Linked DNA regions of Homo sapiens: region 2 is linked to region 1. The links are chromatin loops, found by intact Hi-C in ENCODE. Cell type or tissue: IMR-90. All regions are shown on one strand.

Evidence for each region. A loop is a pair of places that touch in the nucleus more often than their neighbours do. Peaks named below come from ENCODE experiments on the same cell type or tissue, not always from the same donor. Only the 100,000 strongest peaks of a DNase experiment are listed, where the experiment ranks them.
Region 2: a loop joins it to region 1, with 4 times the contacts of the local background. A loop is called at or near these places in 2 of 110 quality-filtered maps.

Annotation. Positions count from the first base shown.
Region 1 is chr2:32,134,225-32,136,724 of GRCh38, forward strand. SPAST (spastin) reads left to right here. Exons shown (of 17, transcript NM_014946.4): 10 at 2,339-2,414. Among named protein-coding and RNA genes, the nearest start is that of SLC30A6-DT, 30 kb to the right of the region's middle. In IMR-90, a CTCF peak has its summit at 1,315 (motif pointing left); DNase peaks (open chromatin) are centred at 1,347 and 2,077; H3K27ac peaks cover 372 bases.
Region 2 is chr2:31,686,960-31,689,459 of GRCh38, forward strand. All of the region lies in intron 2 of LOC107985862 (a long non-coding RNA gene), which reads right to left. Among named protein-coding and RNA genes, the nearest start is that of SRD5A2, 110 kb to the left of the region's middle. In IMR-90, a CTCF peak has its summit at 1,564 (motif pointing right); no DNase peak of the experiment used is centred here.

The DNA.
Region 1 (2,500 bases):
GAATGCGGTGGCTCACACCTGTAATCCCAGCACTTTGGGAGGCCGAGGCAGGCGAATCACAAGGTCAGGAGTTCGAGACCAGCCTGGCTAACATGGTGAAACCCTGTCTCTACTAAAAATACAAAAAATTAGCGGGGTGTGGTGGCAGGCGCCTGTAATCCCACTTACTCAGGAGGCTGAGGCAGGAGAGTTGCTTGAACCTGGGAGGCAGAGATTGCAGTGAGCCGAGACTCCATCTCAAAAAAAAAAAATTTTTTTTTGTAGTGACAAGGTGTCACTGTGTTGCCAGGGCTGGTCTCAAACTTCTGGGCTCAAGTGATCCTCCCATTTCGGCCTCCCAAAGTGCTAGGATCACAGGCATGAGTCACTGTGCCTGGTCTTCAAGTTGTTATTAAAGCATGTTTACCCACATTATGCACATGGTATAATGGAAAGTATTGTTGTGGAAGTTAGGAGATAGGGATTCTAGCCTAGCTTTTTATTTTTTTGGGACAAGGTCTCACTTTTTCGCCCCAGGCCGAAGTGCAGTTGTGCGATCTCGGCTCACTGCAACCTCCAACTCTCAGGTTCAAGCAATTCTCCCACGTCAGCCTCCCGAGTAGCTGGGATTACAGGCATGCGCCACCACGCCCGGCTAATTTTTGTAGTTTTAGTAGACACAGGGTTTCACCATGTTGGCCAGGCTGGTCTTGAACTCCCGACCTCAGGTGATCCACCCACCTTGGCCTCCCAAAGTGCTGGGATTACAGGCATGAGCCACCGCACCCGGCCTCTAGCGTAACTTTTACATCCTGAACTGACCTTAAGAAAGTATAACTTTAGGCCTGTTTCATCTGTAAAATGTTAATGTCATAGGAGATGATCTTTTGAGATTTCTTTCAGCTCTGATAATTTTGTGTGTGTGTGTGTGTGTGTGTGTGTGTGAGATGGAGTCTTGCTCTGTCGCCCGGGCTGGAGTGCAGTGGTACCATCTCGGCTCACTGCAAGCTCCACCTCCTGGGTTCACGCCATTCTCCTGCCTCAGCCTCCCGAGTAGCTGGGACTACAGGCGCCTGCCACCACGCCTGGCTAATTTTTTGTATTTTTAGTAGAGACGAGGTTTCACCGTGTTAGCCAGGATGGTCTCGATCTCCTGACCTCGTGATCCGCCCGCCTCAGCCTCCCAAAGTGCTGGGATTACAGGTCTGAGCCGCCGCGCCCGGCCTAGAATATTTGTTTCGATTATTCTAAATCTGGTGACATTTCTTTTGTTTTTAAGTTAAATCTTCAGTAAAAAGAATAAATGCCACCTAGAGGACAGAAAAATTTTTACAGTAGATTATCACAGACCTCATGACTCATTACTTTGGTGTATAAAATGGCCTTTGTATGGTGTCAGCACCTGGGAATGTCTCAAGGGGTGTTCATTGACCTTCTGGACTATCTGGAAATATTTTGATATTTATTGGCTGGGCGCGGTGGCTCATGCCTGTAATTCCAGCACCTCGGGAGGCCAAGTTAGGTGGATCACTTGAGGTCAGGAGTTTGAGATCAGCCTGGCCAACTAAGTTAGTTGACTATTTGTGAAATTTCCCTCTCCAAATAGGAAAGATAGGATTGGAAACATTATTCAGAAGGAAGAAGTTTTAAAGAAGGGCAGGCTTAAAGACTATCTAATGAATTTACCAATATGGTAAAACCCCATCTTTACTAAAAATACAAAAATTAGCCAGGCGTGGTGGTGGGCGCCTGTAATCCCAGCTACCTGGGATGTTGAGGGATGAGAATCACTTGAACCCAGGAGGCAAAAGTCACAGTGAGCCGAGATTGCACCACTGCACTCCAGACTGGGCTATAGAGCAAAACTCTGTCTCAAAAAAAAAAAGGAAAAAAAAAAAAGAAATTTTGATATTTATGTGAGAATGACTTTTCACGGTGTTCTTAATAGCGCAAGTTTTGTTTAGGAGAGCACATTCCAACTTACTTGCTTCTATAAATATACCGTGTAATCTAGGGCTTAAAGAATATGTACAATGTCTTTTTCTCTCCCCTAGTCTTCCCCTTTTCTCACTAGTTATATCCTTGACTGAAGAGCTATTTCATTCTCAAGTCTTAGGAATGCAGGGTGAAGCAAAACAGATGAATTTTTAAAGCACTTAACCAGGCTGTATGAAATCACAGTCTGTTGTCTAAAATTGTAAGGGACGGTTAGTAGTACTCTCCCCTTTCTCAAACCAAATCTTTGGTTGTTTTAAGGAAGGGAAATTAAATTCCTGTGTGCTAGATTTTCAACATAAAATTTAAAAAACTGGAATAATGTTGCATTTTATGTGTATAACAGTATAATGCTTTGTTTTAGGTGGGAGAAGGAGAGAAATTGGTGAGGGCTCTTTTTGCTGTGGCTCGAGAACTTCAACCTTCTATAATTTTTATAGGTAAGAACATATTTTCCAACTAAGTTATTGACTATTTGTGAAATTTCCCTCTCCAAATAGGAAAGATACGATTGGAAACATTATTC
Region 2 (2,500 bases), 450 kb before region 1:
GTTTTGGGAGAGTGAAAAGTTATACACAGATTTTCAACTATGTAGGGGTTGGTGCCCCTAACTCCCATGTTGTTCAAGGCCTAACTGTAACAGCAAATCAAAGCCAGTGGGGTGTGTGCGTGTGTATGTGTTGTGTGTGTGTGCATGTATTAGCAGTCCTTGCTTTGCACCGTAGCACGGGACCCTAAAAGTGACTGTGCATGCTGAAACCCTGTAAAGTAATTTTAATTATCAATGGAGAAATCACAATTGTTCTGTGACCTTTAAAATTTTTTTGTGAAGACATTAAAAACTATCTTACTGTTGGTTATGAATATATAGGAAAATGGTGAGGGAAAACAGTAAAACTAATATTTATTTAGTACACTGTAATTTAAAACCTTAGTAATATTGAGAATTGTCTTATTTCTTTGAAAAAACCACTTATCAAGCACAGTTGGAATAGTGCTTGTCTTCTTCACGTCACATAATTTAGGATATAGAGTGAGATTCTGTTTAATGCGTTGGTGAAGGTAATGAAGTGGCCTCATTGACTGGGGTGATACCTGAGGTTCATTGTCTCATGCCAAGAAAATCAAGGATGTGAACACACAAGGAGCAAGATTAAAATCAGAAGTTTAATAGGCAAAAGAGAGGAGCTCTATGAAGCAGAGAGGGGTCCCAAAAAAATGGGTTGCTGGATCCGTGGCAAAATGCAGGGGGGTTTTATAGAAGCCCGGTGAGGAGGTGGTGCCTGATTTACATTGGGCAAAAAAGATTGGTTGGACTAGATGTGCCATTTATGTAAGGTGTGAAAAACTGGTTAAGGCTAGGTGTGCTGTTTGCATAGGGCACGAAAAGCTGGCTGTCCCCACCCTAATCTTTTATTATGCAATTGGATCCTATGCCTGCTGGTGCCATGTTGCCTGTTTCTTTATTGTACATGTGGTAACAAACAAAGGGAAGATGGAGCATCCATGTTGGATATGTCTGTCCTCCAGGCAGCCCTTTTCTATTGGCACAGCTTCCAGCATTCACCCATGCAAGCTTCCACCTTGCTTATCTATATTTGCAGCTCAATTTTTCAGACTGCTCTTTGTTAAAAAAGAAACGATTTGGGGGGATGCTTTTTGTTTAAAAGGAAGCCCTGCTGAGGACTCTTTTACCTTCACTATCTGCCTAAATAATTCCTTTCTATCTCCTCTATCATATTTCCCCTCTCAGGAGTGGTAACCCTAACTGCTGTTAGGGGGTGTTGGATGACGACTCTTTCTGGCTACTTCCTGCTGAAAAGGGGTGTTGTGTGGGGAAAAACAGCTAGGGCTCCTCCTGGGGTCAATCTAAGCATCCTCAGAAGAAAGGTGTGTCCATTCATGGTTCCATCTGCAGCACCATTTGGAGTTTAATAACTTCTAAGTGAGAAGAGATAAATTTTACAAGAAGATTTAGAATATAGGGCTCGAATATGAGTATTAAGATTACCATTATTAGTGGGGGTAGTATAGGCCATAACCATGACAATAGGGTTTGACAGCTGTTAGCCATTCCGATTGGTTGTAATACTAGTTTGCCTCCACCAGATGTCGCTGTACTTTACCAGAAGCGTTAATATAAAAGCAATGTTTTTCTTAGGATAAGTGACATTGGATTGGGTGGCTAGAGTAACTTTAGTGTTAATTTTGGCTAAATCTTTCCTGTAATTATTATATAATTACTTGTTACAAACATGATAATTAGGCAGAATATTACAGCAATTAAAATTTTGCAACCAGAATTCCACATTGCAGGTGCCACAGTGTATAGTCCTACTGCAAATAGTAGAGTGAGTATAGCAGTTCCCACAAGAGTGGCATAATACATAATTTCCATCTAAAATTTTACTGACTAAGATATAGAATTTCCCTTGGGGGGTTTATGAATTTACAAATTTAATCCCATGGATAATCAAAATCTTCCTGCAAGTATGCACCAAAAAGAAGTTCTAATATCTGACAGTGAATTTTGAGAGGAAATGTAGAAATGACCAGAAGTATCTGATAAGTTAGGGGTGAGACTTAGTAGGATGAGTAACCCTTACTCATTTACTTATCTTTTCTGATTTTCAGCTTAAGATCTCCTATTTCTTTGCATTGATATCAGGGACATTCCTCTAGGCTGTCAGCAGTTGCTCCCTCAGCCTTCCAGGCTTTGACTTGAATGTGATGTATCCAGGAGTCAATTTTTGTAACTTTTACCGCCAAGGGGGTTGAAAGAAGAAAAGTGTAGGGCTCTTCCCAGCTTGGGCTTAGGGAAGGAGAGAGAGAAGGGAGAGCTTTCAGCAATACAAAATCTCCTGGGTTAAATAAAGGTGGCCTTGTTTCTTGGGGTTGGGCTTCTGCTAGTTGTGTTAATTCCTGTTGAAAGGGAGCCAGAGAGGTTACATGCTTAACCAATTCAGAGGTTTCCTGGTCTAATAAAAAATCACTGGTAAGGAAAGGCCATCCATACAGCATCTCGAAAGGGCTTAGACCTAACTTTGAAG